Linked DNA regions of Homo sapiens: region 2 is linked to region 1. A link is a loop called in an ENCODE intact Hi-C map of the cell type or tissue named here. Cell type or tissue: heart left ventricle. All regions are shown on one strand. Links, peaks and the distances in the headings refer to the core of each region. The heading gives the core; the rest is flanking DNA. Region 1 holds the start of ZNF691 (zinc finger protein 691). Region 2 holds the start of SZT2-AS1 (SZT2 antisense RNA 1).

Evidence for each region. Hi-C counts contacts between places; a loop is a spot of excess contacts. Peaks named below come from ENCODE experiments on the same cell type or tissue, not always from the same donor. Only the 100,000 strongest peaks of a DNase experiment are listed, where the experiment ranks them.
Region 2: it touches region 1 in a loop (6-fold over the local background); 1 of 110 quality-filtered maps calls a loop at or near these places.

The regions. Positions count from the first base shown.
Region 1 is chr1:42,845,187-42,858,243 of GRCh38, forward strand. It overlaps ZNF691 (zinc finger protein 691), which reads left to right and starts at 1,427. Exons shown (of 4, transcript NM_001242739.2): 1 at 1,427-1,471; 2 at 4,105-4,227; 3 at 4,379-4,556; 4 at 5,764-7,291. The coding sequence starts at 4,473. The coding sequence ends at 6,627. ZNF691-DT (ZNF691 divergent transcript) reads right to left here and starts at 1,228. Exons shown (of 5, transcript NR_186083.1): 1 at 1,071-1,228. LOC339539 (a long non-coding RNA gene) reads left to right here and starts at 12,436. Exons shown (of 4, transcript NR_104171.1): 1 at 12,436-12,522. RefSeq lists enhancers at 964-1,233, 1,394-1,463. In heart left ventricle, for the core only: no CTCF peak of the experiment used is centred there; no DNase peak of the experiment used is centred there.
Region 2 is chr1:43,444,518-43,450,357 of GRCh38, forward strand. SZT2 (SZT2 subunit of KICSTOR complex) reads left to right here. Exons shown (of 72, transcript NM_001365999.1): 63 at 1,377-1,467; 64 at 1,662-1,742; 65 at 1,825-1,899; 66 at 2,438-2,651; 67 at 3,028-3,181; 68 at 3,332-3,454; 69 at 3,562-3,967; 70 at 4,095-4,211; 71 at 5,586-5,654; 72 at 5,820-5,840. SZT2-AS1 (SZT2 antisense RNA 1) reads right to left here and starts at 4,127. Exons shown (of 2, transcript NR_046744.1): 1 at 3,586-4,127; 2 at 3,259-3,415. It overlaps MIR6735 (microRNA 6735), which reads left to right and starts at 4,022; the gene lies at 4,022-4,094. In heart left ventricle, for the core only: no CTCF peak of the experiment used is centred there; a DNase peak (open chromatin) is centred at 3,164; H3K27ac peaks cover 476 bases.

The DNA of each region.
Region 1 (13,057 bases), core at 6,265-8,764:
CTCAACCATATTCAGTTCCAAACATGCATTCCTGAATATCCCAATCTTAAAACTAACTCACATTGTCAGCTTGTGGAGGCAGAATACATGCATACATATACACATACATACATGAATATACATATAATATACACACACATATGCATACATACACATATACACATGTATACATGTATGTGTATATACATATCTGTACTACATAGGTGTATATATATGTATATGTATTTAGCATGTATGCACGTGTATATGTATACACATATATACATATGTATGTATAATACATATTCACACATGTATGCATGTATATACACATGTATACATTAGTATATGTATATACACATGTATGTGTATTATACATGTATATATGTACATACATATCAGTCTACTGATTTGAATATTAATGTCATCAAGAAATAACCTCAATATATGTATGTATTATAACCTTACAACTATATAAAACATACATACATATATATGTATATATGTATACACATACACATGCATGAGAATATATGTATGTATATATAATATCCTCACAGTAATTCTGCCAGGGATTTTATGGGGGAGGGAGTTGGTACTCCAAATGGCTAGGTGGTAGAGCCAGAGTTTTATACTTGGTTTATCTAGCTCTGAAGGCAATGCTCCTTGTTCTTTGCACTGAAACATTGTGCAGATACGAGAAGCCTGTAGTTTACGTATTTCATTAGCCTTTTATTATTTTAAAAAATAAAACCTGAAAAAAAAGACCTAGTCCTGGATACTTTGGTGATCTTGTTGTGTCTGGATTGACGAACACGTGTCAGGCTTAATTAGGGATGCACGCGGAACCCGGGAAAATCCCTGCTCAGGGGGGCTGGAAGACCTGGAGGTTGATCCTTGAACAGGGTACTTTTAGCTTCTCCGATAAGGAGATTGGGTTATTTTATCTTTAAACTCCCTTCCAGCTCTACCCTCCTTTGATTTTAAGTTATAAACCTTGAGTGAGGTGCCAGACTCTAGGCTTCGTTGGACGTCTACAGGACGGTCAAGGATTACCAACTCAAAGTAAAGAAGGAAATTTGAGTACTTGCCCCCTTGGAGGTTGTGTAGGTTGGCTATACAGATTCTACAACTTCCCAGACGAGTGGCCCTGAGACTTGGGGCTGAACGCGCGAGCACGGAAAGAAATCCCACCGTAGGACGGAACCCAGTCTCTTCAGCTCCATCCTAAACTTCGCAAGTTTTCTCTGAGTCTACGCGCTTCCTTAGGACTACAACTCCCAGCATGCCACGCCAGCGGTCAAAGCTTATTGGTGGTCCTGCCAGGTCGCTTGCGTTGTGGCAGTCATGGTAGCCAATGGAAATAAAGAATTATCCCAAGAAACCAATCCTGGAGTAGTAGGGCGGATCCTTCCTGGGTTCCGGCTCCGGCTCCAGCTCCTTCCCTCGCCTACAGAGGCGGCGCTGTCCCTGATCGAGCGGCGGGAGCGAGGTGGGTCCGGGTTGGGCCCGAGGTCGCGGGGGGAGGCGGACACGACTTCGCGGGAAACTCTGTACACGGCCACTTCCCTCTCACCGAGGATCTGGATGCTGCTGCTTTGCTCCCTGGACCGAGTGGGAAGCCAAGGGGCCTTGTGGTCCCTCCGCCGCGACCCTCGCCCTGGCCCCCGGCCCACGCAGCCAGGTGGCTGTCCCCAACCCATTCCCCGGCCCTTCTGTTGGGTTTGAGTATACAGCCTTCCTGCCGCTGACCATACGTTTAGGATCAGCCCCTCCTCCTCTCCCACCTCTCTGGCCCCAAGCCCGCCGGCAATCTCTGAAACCAGCTCTTGTACCCTTGGACCTCCGCCATTGGCTTCTCCCCGCCCCGCAACACACAACTCAGCTCTTGGGCCCTGGCCTGTGACACTTCTGGCAGCCTTTGCTTCCTCTTCCCTGACCGTCTCCTGCGACCCTCTGACTTCCTTGGTCCTCCTGTATCTCTGACCCGTTATCTAGCTTCCCTGTACAATTACCCTGTTAGCACCTTGCTCTTGGTCTTTCATAGCTCCTCTCTCCTCTTCCTCCCTGCAGCCCTTGACTTGGCCCCAAAGACCTGTAACTTCGGACCTCCATACCGCACTATGGCTTGGCCCCTTGCCTTTAACCTAGGCGCTTCACCTTCATCATCTGTGATCACTAGCCCCATCTTCTTGGCTCTTAACTTCTTAGACCTGGCCCCTCCTCCACTTCTCAGCCCCTTCCACCGTTGCTTCTCTCTGTGCAGCTGAGCCACCAGGAAGACAAAGCCCAATAGACCCCTTTTCCCCCCAGATCTCTGCAGTGTGATATGAAAGTGCCTCTGTACTTCAGCTGCACTGTCTTCTCAGTAGGTAGTTGCCTCTTTATCTCTGCAAGTCCCAGTCTTACCCATCCTGCAAACCTTAGGTCAAATACCTACTCCTCCTTGAAACTTCTCAGCCCTGATTTCATCAGGGAGATACATCTGTATCATGTGAACTTCAGTGGTACTGTTTTTATTTCCTTCCTTCCCGTCTTCTCTCCTTTTTTCCTTCAGTAATAGTATAATGGTTAAAAGCACTGACTTTGAAGTGATGGGCATAGGCCCCAGTTCTGCCACTTACTTGCTGTGTGCCCTTGGGCAAGATACTTAATTTCTCTGAGCCTCAGCTTTCTCATCTCTAAAATAAGGATGATGTGAAGTGAAATTAGATGATTCATATATGGTCCTTAGTCCACAGCTTAGCACTTGATTCGAGCTTTAAAAAAATGTTAATAATGTGCCAGGTGCTGTGTTAGACACTGAGGAGTGGGTACAAAGGTGACTAAGGCACAGTTCCTGCCCCTGTCCCCTGAACTTAACCTTCTGCATTGTATGACAATTTCTGGAGTTCACGGTCTGTTTCAGTACACTGTATCACAAACTGAGTGGTAATCATAATCCTAAATCCTTTTGCTCTTACATTGACCTAGCATCCAGCCCCGGGTAGAGCTGGAACTTGGTAAATTATAGGTTCTCAGAATAGCAGTTTCGGAAGTGAGTGGAGGCTGAATAGCTCATTGCGTAGAGATACTGTAGCTGTAGGTCAGATGGGAGCAGGGCAGGGGGTGGGGGATGGGATGGTGGCGTGAATTAAGATCACATCCTGTCACTTATACATTCAAAAGACATTTGAGCACCCAGCTTTATGCTGCAGAAGGAGATTACTAATATGACCCAGTCCCTTTCCTCAAGTTGCTTATAAACTACTAATAGAAACAGACATGTTCTACTAGTAGTTGCAAACCACTATAAGCCAAGCACAAGATTCTGTGACTGCATAAAGGAGAAAGTAGGCAGGAATCAGGAGATTGCTGAGGAAAAGTGGGTGAGACAGTTCATGGTTACTTGTGTCCCATGAAGACAGAGCTGGTGTTTTATTCAACTCATTCAACAAATACTTATGAAGGATCTACTGTATATGGCTGCCACTACTCTAGGAGTTTTGGTTACATTGGTAAATTAAAAAAAAAACAAAAAAACAACAAAGACACCAGCTCTCATGGAACTTATGTTTTAGGGAAGCAGACAATAAATAATAGACATAAAGAGAATGTCAGAAGGTAAGATGTGCTATGGGGCAGGAGGACTGGGAGTGTGGGAGTGATTTTAATTTTTTAAAGGATGGTCAGGAAACAGTGTCTAAGTATCAAGGAATAGTTTCTCATGTTTACTTGCATTTTTGGAAGTAAAGCAAACCAATTATTTTTCATATTCTTATCTAAATTCTTCAAGGAACACTAACAGGGATTGGCAAACCACAGCTCACCTCCTGTTGCTTTAAATAAAGTTTTATTAGAGCACAGCCACACATTCCTTTATGTCTTGTCTATGGCTGCTTTCATGATTCATGATACAGTGGCAGAATTGAATAGTTACAGCAGATATCCCATGGCCATAAATATTTACTAAATATTATCTGGCCCTTTACAGAAAAAGCTTGTCAACCTCTGGTTCTTAAAGAGTTGAGGTTCTGTCTGTATTTCACATTTTAGAAGGTTATATACAGTTTTATGCTATTTTTAAGTTAAAAGTTTTTTCTTAATGAGATCATTTAAAAGATCTTTTTCTTGTATTCTTCACAGGGCCTGGACGTAGTGTCTTCAACAGTTGTAACAGCAGCTGCCATTTGCTGAATGACAGCATGTGTCACACACTCTGCTGAGTATTACAGGCATTTTTTTCTAATACAAAGTCTTGTAGTGTGGGTAGGTATCACAATTTTAGTGAAGAGGGAGTTTAGGCTCAGAGTGGTTGAATAATTTGCAGAGAGCGATAAAGATAGTATGTGTCACAGTTGTAATCCAACCCTAAATGTAGTCAGTACCCCTTTCTTTATTCTGTGTTTCTTTTTTCCAGAAATACTTGCAGACTTGAAGGAATTATCAGTCTTTCATTTTCTATCATCAGTGTCCTATGATAGTTTGTGCTTCCCTCCCTCATCCCTTTGTTCATGTCACTCTGTTCACCAACCCACTCTGCTGAAATGTCGTTATTTCTTCAAGGCCCGGAGGAAATGCTACCACTCTCATCAGAGGTACTTTTCCCCCCAACTCTTTCCCTGTCCTTGGCTGTAGGAACCCAAAGGAGTCTGTGCAGCTTAGCACACATTAGTGATGTTTGCACAAATCAGGACCTGTACTGGGCACTCTTATGTGTTTAGTTTTGGGGTGGGGTGTGGGGAGTGTGGTTTGTGTGTCTGTGTCTGTGTTTATCTTTGTGTGTACTTGGTATGTGAGTGTGTGTCTGTGTGTGGTGTATGGGTATATGTGTATAGACATGTATGTAGCTATATATGTGTGTGGCTGTGGTATGTGGCTATATGTGGTATGAGTGTGTATGTAGTATGTATGTGTGTGGTGTGATAATGTATGGCTGTGTGTGGTGTGTAGGTGTATAGCTGTTGTGTGTGGTATGAGAATGTGACCGAGTATGTCAGGTATGTGAGTATGACCGTGTTACGTGAGAATATGGCTTTGTGTATGGTGTGACTGTGTCTGTGTGATTCTGCTTGCTTGTGTGCATGCATGCGTGTGTGGGCGGGGGGTGTGGGTGGGGCTTTGTATGGTGTTTGAGAATGTAGTGGAGGGCACTGACTGATCAGAAGAAACACAGCCCAGGCCCCACAGTAGGTCCTGGAGGTCCCAGGTATTAACCCAGATGTTTACTTGCTAGATTCTGGTGTGGGCTGGAGAGGGGTAGAGTGGCAGAAATCTCAAGAAAAGCCAAAGCTGGGCCTTGTCACCTAGGAAAGCCTCAAGATTTAGAGGTTTTGTTTTGTTCATTTTGAAAGCAGGCATATAGGTAGATACTTGTAAGGAAGGTTTTTCAAAAAGGATTAAACATAAAAAGAGTTACAGTTAACTTACAGTTAGGCAGAAAAATTGAACTTATCCCAAAATGAAAGCTCTTTTACTTGCCCATGAATTATAGTCTGGATTGTCATTGCTTAGTGGTTTCAAGAAGAGTGACATTATTCAAATGGCACAAATATCATCTGGTGGTGGTGGACAAAGCCGGTGCCTTCTTTTTGCTCTGGTGGGTAGCTTTAAATATCTCTGAAAGTTTGTCACTTAAAAGGTAGCAAGTAAAGGTATTCTATCCAAGTATTCCAGTTGATTGAGGTTATTTCTAATGGATGGTCCCATGGGGAAGGTGTATACCCTTCAAACTGAACAAAAGATTCCCTGTGATCTGGCCCAACCCAAAGAATAAAGGTGTTGGCCATTTGTGTTCATTCTCAGGGTTCAGAGATGGGCAGTGAGAAGGAGCAGAGTCCAGAACCACACCTGCCTGAGGAAGGGGAAGGGGGTAAGCCTTGGAGAGTGGATGACTCAGAGGGTTCTTGGATCCCACCTGGGGAGAAGGAGCATGGGCAAGAGAGCCTGTCGGATGAACTGCAAGAAACTCATCCAAAAAAGCCATGGCAGAAAGTCACTGTCCGGGCTCGAGAGCTAGGGGACCCCATTGCTCATCCAAGGCATGAGGCAGATGAGAAGCCCTTTATATGTGCCCAGTGTGGCAAAACCTTCAATAATACCTCCAACCTGAGAACACACCAGCGGATCCACACTGGTGAGAAGCCTTACAAGTGTTCTGAATGTGGCAAGAGCTTCTCGAGAAGCTCCAACCGCATCCGGCACGAGCGGATCCACCTGGAAGAGAAACACTACAAATGCCCCAAGTGCCAGGAGAGCTTTCGGCGGCGCTCAGACCTCACCACGCACCAGCAAGATCACCTAGGCAAGCGGCCATACCGCTGTGACATCTGTGGCAAGAGCTTCAGCCAGAGTGCCACGCTAGCTGTGCATCACCGGACCCACCTGGAGCCAGCACCCTACATCTGCTGTGAGTGTGGGAAGAGCTTCAGCAACAGCTCCAGCTTTGGCGTGCATCACCGCACCCACACAGGTGAGAGACCTTATGAGTGCACTGAGTGTGGGCGGACCTTCAGCGATATCTCCAACTTTGGAGCACACCAGCGGACCCACAGAGGGGAGAAGCCCTACCGGTGCACTGTGTGTGGGAAACACTTCTCCCGGAGCTCGAATCTCATCCGCCACCAGAAAACTCACTTGGGCGAACAGGCTGGGAAAGATTCCAGCTGAAGGAGAGCCCCATTTAGAGTGAGGGAGAGAGAGTGAGAGACCCTAACCTATTGGAGGAAGATCTTCAGCATCTTTTGCTGCTACCTTGACCTCAAGCCCTTCATCCCACTTTGGAGAATGGTTTTGTATAGCCTCTGAAGTCAGGATCTCAGGAAGTCCTGAGGAGGGACTCTGGAATAAAAACCCTTGCCTCTTTCCAGGCCAATTTCTCGTGTTGGAAAGTCAGAAGACCCAGTCTTGGCTTTACTTTCTTGGGGTGAAAGAGAAATAGGGTAGGCTCAGAACATGCTCATGTTATTAAGGCAGCAGTCCCCCTGGCCTTTGAGGAAGTACTTATGAGATGGGTGTCACTGTCTGAAGGTTCTCCAAATTGTCTGTGAACTGCTTAGGTAGGAGTGCACTGCAGTTTCCTGCTAGTTCCCACCTGTTGTGCCCCAACTTTGCTTCTAGATCTCTGGGGTGGGAGGAGTGACCTTCTCAATGGAAGGGGCCTCCTTGGTCTGGAGAAGAGATCTGAGGTCCCACCTTAGAAATGAAAGGGAAACCCTCAGGGAGCCATGACCCAGGGACCTTCACACTCCCCCATGTTTGTTACTTGTTATCCCTCCCCCAACCTGCCTCTGTTTTCCCCAGAGTGATTAGCAGTAAAACCCTTCAATGAAAAGGACCCGTGTACTTATTTGGGGAAGTGGGGAGCTGGGGAGATTGTCCCACTGAACCCACTCTGGAAGGGATTTGAATTCTAAGAAAGACAGATGGGTAGATGCTCTGAAAAGCAAAGGAAAGCAGACTGAGTTTCTGGGGCCTTTGAGGAGAAGGGGGAAAGGAAAGGAACTAACATTAATTGAGCATCCACTACATGCGATTAATTCTGTCAGTCACATTTACATTCATTATCTCATGTAGTTCTCACAGCAACTCTCAAAGGAATAAGAAGAGGACATGAAAGTGAGGGAAGATAAAGTCACTTGCTGTGAAGTCATACAGCAAGTACGTTGTGGAGCAGAGTTCAAACTTGGGCCTCCCTGACTGCCAGCTGTTGCTCTTTTCACTACATTTACCTTTTGGCTTCTGAAGGAGGAGCCACTTAGGAGACTTGCCTGGAGTTAGGAGCCAGTGTGGCCTCTTCATATGGCCTTGGGCCATTTGCTCTATGGCAAGTCAGTGCCAAGCATGAGAACGTTTTCAACTTTATTTTATTTTGAGGTCAACTTTATTTTATTTTGAGACAGGATCTTGCTCTGTCGCCCAGGCTGGAGTGCAGTGGTGTGATCACAGCTCACTGCAGCCTTGATCTCCTGGGCTCAAGTAATCCTCCCACCTCAGTGTATGGAGTAGCTGGGACTGCAGGTGCACACCACCACACCTGGCCTCAATGTTATTGATTGAGCACTTACTCTGTGCCAAGGAAAAACGGCAGTGACGGGGAGTACAGGGTGAAGGGTGGGATAAGGTGAGAGAAATCTTAAAACCCATAATGAGAGTCTTTGCTTTTAGTAGCAATAGTTTAGTCCTCAAGGCTGGAACAGCTTAGCAGGGATTATGTCTGGTTTCCTGTCCTCCTGGTTTAGGCCTGGCTCCACATGGCAGATTTCAGTGTTTTCTACATGGAAGTTTAGTGTTCACCCAGTTTTCCTCTAACAAATACAAAAGAACCCTTCCTCTAACAAATACAAAAGACCCCTATCTACCTCTCTTGTGAATCTGGGGCCCTACTCTTCCAGAGTGAGGGGCCCTCTTCATTTGTAGCCAGTTGGCAGAGTGTGATTCTGGCACCGGGCTTGGAACTGACATCACCCATAACCTTACCTAACATGGGGACCCTGCCGTTCACCAGTAAGAGATGTGCCAGGAACTTTACACTCATTATTGAATTCTCACAGCAACTAAGAGTGACTTGCATTTGCCGTATGTAGAAATAGGCTGATAAAGAAAGGGACTTGCCCAAGGTTACAGAGCAAGTAAATGCGGGGTGTAGGACCTGAACTACTGCCCAAATTCAAGTCCTGTATTTTATCCAACTATAAAAGACTTCCCAAATGATTCATTTATATTTATAGGGTACTTTACTGTTTACCAAGCACTTTTATTTCATACACATTTTCTGATTCCTTGAAAATCTCCACACAATATATTTTAAACATAGTCACCCAAACTTGTGTGTGTGAGTTGGCACACACCCTAATAATAAAAATCACCATCTTTTAAATACCTACTAAGTGCCAATTATTGTACAACTCTTATCTCTAGTCTTCATACTATCCTGTAAGGTAGTAATGTCCCCATGTTCAAGGCAAGAAAATTCTGTGAGATTAAATAACCAGACCTATTGGCAGAGTGGAGACTTAATTCAGGTATGTCTGATCCCAAGGTCAAGCTCTTCATTATACCCACTATCAAGCTAGGTCTACAGATCCCCTCTCAGTCTGGGAAGCTTAGTCTGACTCCTTCCTGACTTGGAGACTTTGTGACAACCACTGTGATTTTTTTTTTTTTTTTTTTTTTTTTTTGAGACAGAGTTTCATTCTTGTTGCCCAGGATAGAATGCAACGGCGGGATCTCGGCTCACTGCAACCTCCACCTCCCAGGTTCAAACGATTCTCCTGCCTCAGCCTCCCGAGTAGCTGGGATTACAGGCATGTGCCACCATGCTCGGCTAATTTTGTATTTTTAGTAGAGACGGGGTTTCTCTATGTTGGACAGGCTGGTCTCAAACTCCCGACCTCAGGTGATCCACCCGTCTCGGCCTTCCAAAGTGCTGGGATTACAGGCGTGAGCCACTGTGCTGAGCCCCACTGTGACTTTTATAATTATGAGTGTCTGCTGCCAGTTGGGCCTACGACCAATGTACCAGGCTCCTGCTTTGATCTTGGAACAAAGCTCCCCAGCCAATCTCACTTGTCTCTCTCTCTTTTTTTTTTTTTTTTTTTTGTGAGATGGAGTCTCTGTTGCCCAGGCTGGAGTGCAGTGGCGCGATCTTGGCTCACGGCAACCTCTGCCTCCCGGGTTCAAGCAGTTCTCCTACCTCAGCCTCCCGAGTAGCTGGGATTACAGGCATGTGCCACAACGCCCGGCTAATTTTTGTATTTTTACTAGAGATGGGGTTTTGCCATGTTGGCCAGGCTGGTCCTGACCTCAGGTGATCCGCTTGCCTCAGCCTCCCAAAGTGCTGGGATTACAGATGTGAGCCACTGTGCCCGGCTCACTTGCCCTTTTTTGACCCTAACTTATATGCTAACATTTTTTGTTTTAGTCAGTGCTTTTGAGTCCTGACTAGTCCTTTTATTCACTGTCTAACTTCCTTTTAAACTTTATTTTATCCTTCATTCCCCTTATTTTTTCCCTTTCTCCCTCATTCCATCTACTCTTTCTTCTCTTCCTCTCCCTCTTTTCCTCCTTCCCTCTTAGTAACTTGTAATACTGACATTGAAGACAATGTGGCCCCTGATTTCTAGTGTAGGAGATTGCCACACAAATCCAGAGTTGCAATGCAGGATGGTAGGTATCATTACAGTTGTACCCAGGATGCTGTAGAAGCCGGGGGAGTGCCTTAACCTGGCCTGTACTGGACAGTGGGGCCCAGAAGTGAGTAAGACATAGTCCTTCCTGGCTGGGTGCGGTGGCTCACTCCTGTAATCCCAGAACTTTGGGAGGCTGAGGTGAGCAGATCACGAGGTCAGGAGATTGAGACCATCCTGGCTGATACGGTGAAACCCCGTCTCTACTAAAAATATAAAAAATTAGCCGGGCGTGGTGGTGGGCGCCTGTAGTCCTAGCTACTCGGGAGGCTGAGGCAGGAGAATGGCATGAACCCAGGAGGCAGAGCTTGCAGTGAGCCGAGATCGCGCCACTGCACTCCAGCCTGGGCGACAGAGCAAGACTCCATCACAAAAAAAAAAAAAAAAAAAAAAAGACATAGTCCTTCCTGCAAGGAACGCAGAGGAAGTGAAAGTACTCTGAACAAGGTGCTGGGGGAACACAGGTGGGAATGGTTAACTTCACAGGAGAGGGGAATCTGAAAGGATGATTGAATTTGGTCTGAATGAATAGGTGTTTATAGCAGAGAAAAGAGAGGAAAGGGAAAGTTTATTTCAGACAGAAGGGAAGGCTTAGTGTTTTAGGAAATAATGAAATGTTTGATAGTGTGCCCTGTGTGAGGAGGAGAGGAAGCCCTTGTGTTGGATGCCAGGGTAAGAAATTTTGGATTGTGGACAATAAGGAATTTTAAAGCTGGGGAATGACATGATAATATTCACTCTTTATTTAGGAAAAGCACTTGGGCTAGTGTGGAGGATGAACTAAAGGGGGATGAGTGATTTGGAAACATGCTGTCTGTGTAAACCAGGTGCCAATTAGGACCCTCCTGATCCACAGAGAGTTCTGTATGATTGCCTCAGAGCATTGCCAATTCCACAAGATGGGAAAGTTCAAACTTTCCACACAATTTCTGCAGATTCCTTGGGTTTATGACCTCATAATCTCTTGCCTGAGATTCCTGTGATCTGTACAAACCTTTTCTATTTTGTCCCCATTAGTCCTGTCACAGAACTCAGCTCTTTTGATAAGTTTAGAATCCTTCCTAGAGATTGAGAATCTTAGTGAGGAGTTACATTAAGGCATGTGAGTAGCTTCCAATTCTGTCATCTCTGCTTGCCTCCCCACCCTCTCTCTGGATTGCCACAATAAGACTAGGGTGCATCATTGTTTTTTGTTTGTTTTTCTGAGATAAGGTCTCCCTCTTGCCCAGGCTGGAGTGCAGTAGTGTGATCACAGCTCACTGCAGCCTCCACCTCCTGAGCTCAAGCAATCCTCCTACCTCAGCCACCCCAGTAGCTGGGACCACAGATGTGTGCCACCGCACCTGGCTAATTATTTATTTTTGTTAGAGATGGTCTCACTGTCAGGCCTCTGAGCCCAGGCTAAGCCATCATAACCCCTGTGACCTGCACGTATACATCCAGATGGCCTGGAGCAACTGAAGAACCACAAAAGAAGTGAAACAGCCAGTTCCTGCCTTAACTGATGACATTCCACCATTGTGATTTGTTCCTGCCCCACCCTAACTAATGAATCAACCTTGTGACAGTCCTCCCCTGGACAAAGAGTCTCAGGAGCTCCCCACCGAGCACCATGTGACCCCCACCCCTGCCCGCAAGAGATAACCACCTTTAACTAATTTTCCACTACCTACCCAAATCCTATAAAACTGCCCCACCCCTATCTCCCTTTGCTGACTCTGTTTTTGGACTCAGCCCACTTGCACCCAAGTGAAAATAAACAGCCTTGTTGCTCACACAAAGCCTGGTTAGGTGGTCTCTTCACATGGATGTGCGTAACGTTTGATGCCAAAGAACCCGGGACAGGGGGACTCCTTTGAGAGATTGGCCCCCTGTCCTCACCCTCACTTCATGAAGAGATCCACCTATGACCTCGGGTCCTCAGACCAGCCCAAGGAACATCTCACCAATTTCAACTCAGGTAAGCGGTCTCTTTGCTCTCTTCTCCAGCCTCTCTTGCTACCCTTCAATCTCCCTATCTTTCCAATTTCAGTTCTCTTTCCTTTCTAGTAGAGACAAAGGAACACATTTTATCCGTGAACTCAAAAACTCTGACATCGGTCATGGATTTGGGAAGACAGTCTTCCCTTGGTGTCTGATCATAGCAGGGACGCCTGCCTTGATCATTCACCCACATTCCATTGGTGTCTGATCTCCATGGGGACGCCTGCCTTGATCATTCACCCACATTCCACTGGTGTCTGATCTCCACGGGGATGCCTGCCTTGATCATTCACCCACACTCCCTTGGTGGCAGGTCAATTGCAGGGATGCCTGCTTTGCCTGTTCACTCACATTACAGCCCAGGACTCAGTCAAGGATGCCTACTGGAAGCCTGGTAGGTGCCCACCTCCATTTCTCCATGTCTCTACCTTCCTCTTTAAACTTACCTTCTCCATTATGGGCAACTTTCCACCATCCATTCCTCCCTCTTCCCCCTTAGCCTGTGTTCCTAAAAACCTAAAACCCCTTCAACTAACACCTGATCTAAAACCTAAACATCTTATTTTCTTCTGTAATACTGCTTGACCCCAGTACAAACTTGACAATAGTTCCAAGTGGCCAGAGAATGGCACTTTTGATTTGTCTATCCTACAAGACCTAGATAATTTTTGTCAAAAATTGGGCAAATGGTCTGAGGTGCCTTACGTCCAGGCCTTTTTTACACTTCGCTCTCTCCCTAGTCTCTGCTCCCAATGCAGCTTGTCCCAGATTTTCCTTCTTTCTCTCCCGTTTGCTCCTTCAGTCTCCATCCCAAGTTCAGAGTCCTCCAAATCCTCCTTTTCCACTGACCCCTCTGACCTCTCTCCTCTTCCCCTGGCTGCTCCTTGCCAGGCTGAATTGGGTCCCAATTTTTCCGCAGTCTCTGCTCC
Region 2 (5,840 bases), core at 2,194-4,693, 600 kb after region 1:
TTTCTCACCAAGGACCTCTGTGCTAGGCCTACTTGCATCACTGTCCTTGGCCTGTTCTTGGTCATGTTCACCCACTGGCCAGTACTGACAGGTCTGAGTCTTGGGAAGTAGGCAGCCCGTCTGTTGCCACCTCCATCTCCCCTGAGCTCAGGGACAACTCTGCAGCCACCTTTTCATCCACTGTCAAATCTCAGATTCCCGTGTTTGTGGCCCCTGCTCTATGTTCCTCTCCAGATTCTGTGTTCTCTGCCCTTTCCCAGTGGCTGTATGCGAAAAATGAGCTGTTCACCTTACACATAGCTACTTTCGTGTCTCCAGATTTGTGAGTTTATCAAGGCATGTTCTCCCTCCTCTCTGTTTTCAGTTAGAACCTTTTCAAGCCAGTAGTCCAGAAATGCCAGTTCCAACTCTCTCATGTTTCTGTGACCAGCTCCCCACTCCCCAGGTTTCCCTCTCTTCCAGGCATTAGGAAGAGAAGGCGTGCCTGCCCCTCCTGTGATCCCATCTCAGAGGCCAGGCTGGCCCCTCCTACCCTGGGGAGGAGCTGCCCAGCTTGCTATCTTGACAGCCAGTTCCCAGCTCTAGGAGCTTCTCTAAAGGACTTTAGTTTGCACACTTGCCATAAGTTATGCTCTTTCCCCCAAATCTGAATTCCTTTAGACACTGGGTTAAAAAAAAAAATGTTTCTACAGCAAAATTTAAAGCCAGGTCTTCCCTTCCCACCAATCTTTAACAATCACCAATCACTAAGTCTTGTCCCAGTTTCCTTGAGGTTTAAATGGGACATTTTTTCCACCAGAGGTTTTGACCCCCAGCAAGAATTCTGGCAGTTTATAGCCCCTTGGCGTGAGTGGGTCCCCCCAACCCCTTCTGTTCTGTCCCTTCTTCCCAGTCCCTCCCCTGCTTCCCTTCTCCCCTATCCTCTGCACTAAACTGTAACGAGCAGTAGGCCTCTGAAAGCCTGGAACTGCCATCCCCCCCAATCAAAAGACAGCAGCTTTGCCCTTTCAGAGGAAGGTACCTAACCAGGCATCAAGCATCTCCTTGAATTTTCCTAATCAAATTGTAGACAGGCATCACCTTCCCCCTTCTCTTTCCTGCCCAGCACACACCCTCTCAGTAGCAGAGGCTTAGTCTCCACCTCCCCACTGAGCACTGTTTTTGCCTCCCTTGAAGCAGCAGCTGCTATGGAGAGAGCCCAGCCTTGCAGTCTAGACCTGGACTCCAAGCCCAGCCTTGCCACTCACAGTGGCAGCTTTGTGGGTCTGTTTCCTCCCTTGCAAAATGATTCCATATAAAACAGATTCTGGGTCTGATCACCATGACTGCATGCCACTAGCCTGCCTCATCCTCTTATCCCTCCTCCTTTTCTATAGCACCAGCCGGCCACGGGCCATGGCTATCCTTGGAACAGAGGGTCGAGGCTCCTTCTCCTGCCCTAAAACCAAGACTGATGGGAGCCCCAAGGTAACTTGTCATATAATGGTAAAGTTACTGATGCTAAATTACTTTCCCACGGCCTGAGGTCATTGACCCTGAGTGATGTACCGAGGTCACTGATCCCAGACTGACACCATTAAAGTCAGGGTCCAAGGGACTTCCACCCTACTGATTCGAGGCTGGTGAGCCCCCAAACCTTGCCCCCTTTTTTGTTTCTTCAGAGCACTAGCTCTCCGGTAACCACCTACCACCTGCAGCGGGCACTGCCTGGGGGCATCATCCTCATGGAACTGGCATTCCAGGTAAGCAGGAGGAGCACTGAGTGGAGACAGCCAGACCCACCTGTCTCTCGCCTTCCTGATCTCATCTTCACCTTCCCTCCAGGGCTGTTACTTCTGTGTCAAACAGTTTGCCCTGGAATGTTCCCGAATCCCAATGGGGCAGGCTGTCAACTCACAGGTATGTGAATGAGCTGCGGGCACAGTCAGTGCACCCCAGTGTGCTGTGGGCAGCATGGCTCCATGTCCCATTTGCTGGGCAGTAGAGTAATGCAGTAGGCGGGCTGGCCCAGTGATTGATTCACTGCTATGGCCTGGCTAGGTCAGTGCTCATTCTGGTGCCATGACTGCACTCACTACAAGGCTGACCCCATCGGTCATCCAAAGCGTGTTCAGCTGTAGCCCTGAGGCAGCACAGTGCCTGGTCTGGCCTGTAGTCATCTAGAGTCTGTGGCAGACCCTGATGGAATCTGGGATAGAGCAAAATGGCCCAGTTTCTGAAAATGGCCCTAGTTTCATGGAGATAGTTACAATACAGTATGAAAAAGGGAGGCTAGAATGGGGAGGCCTTCCCACAGAAACCATTCTGGCAGAGGGCGTTCCACTAGGCCACAGCAGCAGGGGAAATCTTGTGCTTCTTCCCACGGAAGGAGGGAAATGTGTTTTGGGCAGCCAGTGCAGCCATACCTTAACCCTGTCTCCTGCTGCTGCCTCCCCAGCTGTCCATGCTGTTCACAGAGGAGTGTGACAAGGTGCGGGACCTGATGCACGTGCACTCGTTCAGCTATGACTTCCATCTGCGCCTCGTGCATCAGCACGTGCTAGGTGCCCATCTGGTGCTGCGGCACGGCTACCACCTCACCACCTTTCTGCGACACTTCCTGGCCCACCACCCTGACGGACCCCACTTTGGCCGCAATCACATTTACCAAGGTCAGTGCCCAAGGGCAAGCCAGTGAACCCAAAAAAGAACAGGCCACAGGTGCCTCCAGGTCAGGGCTGGTGGGACCACCTCCCTGGACAAGTGGTCCCATGTTGTTAATCATCTCATGTCACACATACCACGTCCCCATGTTTCTGTCCTGTGTCTGTTTCTTACCAGAGTTTGGACCCCATGTCACATGTCCCCTGCCCTCTGAGTCACTTCTGTCCCATCTCAGTGTTCCACAGGAATGCAGGAGCTCCTAAGGAAAGCAGACCCACTCTGCCTGCCAGTCAGAGCCTTAAAGACTCCCATCCCTGTGCCCCACCAGACCAGTGTGTCTGTCCTAGGCTTAGTGTCTGCTGTCTCCTGTTACTTATCCCTCAGGGACATTGGAGCTCCCCACACCACTCATTGCTGCCCACCAGCTATACAACTACGTGGCTGATCACGCCAGCTCTTACCACATGAAGCCATTGCGAATGGCCCGGCCAGGGGGCCCAGAACACAACGAGTATGCCCTGGTGTCGGCATGGCACAGGTAAGGCTGAGAGGGGCATCCAGCATGCACGCTGCAGGAGCTGGGGTTGGGACATACTTGCAGTAGGGAGACCAATGTTTTCTTGGGCAGGGGTGAGGTTTGTTTTATTAGAACCCCAGAGTTGACATCTCCCCAACCCGTCCTGCACAGTTCTGGCTCCTACCTGGACTCTGAGGGACTTCGACACCAGGATGACTTTGATGTGTCTCTGCTTGTCTGTCACTGTGCTGCACCCTTTGAGGAGCAAGGAGAGGCTGAGCGGCACGTTCTGCGGTCAGCAGATCCCCTACCTTGAACATGCCCATTTCCCAGCCTGCCCCACCCTGCCCTGTGTGTCTCTTGCTACAACCACCACTCTCCTGCCCTGCTCCCCACCCCAGGCTACAGTTCTTCGTGGTGCTCACCAGCCAGCGAGAGCTCTTCCCCAGGCTCACTGCTGACATGCGCCGCTTCCGGAAGCCACCCAGACTGCCCCCTGAGCCAGAGGCTCCTGGGAGTTCAGCTGGCAGCCCTGGGGAGGCCTCAGGGCTTATTCTAGCGCCTGGACCGGCTCCTCTGTTCCCACCACTGGCTGCAGAGGTGGGCATGGCACGAGCACGGCTGGCTCAGCTGGTGCGGCTGGCTGGAGGGCACTGCCGTCGGGACACCCTTTGGAAGCGCCTCTTCTTGCTGGAGCCACCGGGGCCTGATCGACTGCGGCTAGGGGGGCGCCTGGCCCTGGCAGAGCTGGAGGAACTCCTAGAAGCAGTCCATGCCAAATCCATTGGGGACATCGACCCCCAGCTGGTAAGGAACTGTGGGCTCCCGAAAGAGCTGGGATAGGTGCCAGGAATTCCACTGGCAGCCAGGGCAGAGGGCACAGGAATCTGAGGTGACTGGCACAGAAGACTCAGGCCTGTGGCTCCTCCCTCAGGACTGCTTCCTATCCATGACGGTCTCCTGGTACCAGAGCCTGATCAAAGTTCTCCTAAGCCGCTTCCCCCAGAGCTGTCGCCATTTCCAAAGCCCAGACTTGGGAACTCAGTACCTGGTAAGTCCCCTTGAGCTTCCTCTGAAAAGGGAAACACAGCAGAAATCCTCACCAAACAGATGTGCCCCTCAGCCTGACCAAACAAGCTCTGCTCTGGAGGGAGGCCTAGACAGAACGGGACTACACAGATACATGTAAAACCCTTCCAGTACCGGGCATCGAGCTACAGCATGTGATTCTCTGAGCAGCTCTGCCCTCAAAGACTCACCAAGAATACAAGCCTTGGCTTGAGATCCTGAGGGCCAGGCTCTGGAACTGACAACCCAAGGAGCTGTCAGAACTTTGTCAGTAGGCTGGAGCCCCAGAAAGGACCCCTTGGACTTTGAAGCCTTGTTACTTAAAGTGTGGTCCACAGACCAGCAGCCGCAGCACCTGGGAGCTTGCTGAAATGCAGGCTCTCCGGCCACATTTCAGACTGTTGACTCGGGATCTGCAGGTTGACAGTCTCCCCAGGTGATTTGTGTGCACACTGAGGCGTGAAAGCACTGCTGTAAAGGACAGGTAGAGAGAACTGTGGTGGTGGACACGAGCACAGGGCATTAAGGAGCCCACAGAGATGGGCCCAGCCAGAGCTGAGGTTCAAGAGAGGAGGCATTACAAGAGAAGACTTCAAGTGAGAAAGTAGGAGGTGGAGCCAGGTGAGGGGTCCTGCAGCACAGTGCTTGTGCAGAGGATTCATTTCAGGGTGCAGGAAGGGTCTCCCAGAGAAGCCAAGGTCAGTTAGGATGAGGCTGCAGTAGTGTCGGCGGTTGTGAATGGAGGCAGGTGCTCCTGCGGGTGGTGGGAAGGCTGGAGCAGGAGTGGGTTTTGGGGAAGGGTGACAAGCCCAGCTTGGGGCAAGCTGAGTCTGGGGTCCATAGGCCCTTCACTGTCTGCAAGGTCTGTGGGCATCAGGGATTCGAGCTCAGGAGAGTCCTAGGCAGCAGCTCTGTGAACAGGCGGTAACTGAAGCCTTGGGAGAGCAAATCATCCCGGGATGGATCACCAAGCAGAGCGTTAGGGAGCAGATGGACATAAGGGGACGACAAGACAATCCCAGGGGTGGTCAGAGAGGAGTCCCAGGACAGGAGGCAAGGAGGTTGTGCCAGGGGTACAGCACTCTCTGTTGATTGGCTTCAGTGTGCCAGGCTCTGTGTGGGGCCTCCAGGATCAACTGTTACCCCTCATTCTGATGCAGCTCAGACAGGCTGACCAGCAAGCCAGCGAGGATGAGGACTGAGGCTCAATTTGGAGACACGGTCCTATGTGACCTCAGGGTGCAGGCGGGGTGAGGTGTGGAGATGGAAGTAGGCCTCTCCTCATCCTCCCTTCACCTCAGGATGCCCTGTGGGAGGGTCTGTAGGGTCTGTGTCCCCTCCTCATCTTTCACTGCAGGTTGTGCTGAATCAGAAGTTCACTGACTGCTTTGTGCTAGTGTTTCTGGACTCCCACTTAGGAAAGACGGTAAGAACGAGTGGGGGGCTTTGTGTCAGCCTCATGGGAGGCCGTACCCCAAATGCTCCACCTCGGAGCCTGCTGAGGTTGGGGTGCCCACCCTTTCTGAGCCCTGCCTCCTATCCCCACCCATGCCCTCCTCTCACCAGTGCATCCCCACCGTGTTCCCCACAGTCTCTGACAGTGGTTTTCCGA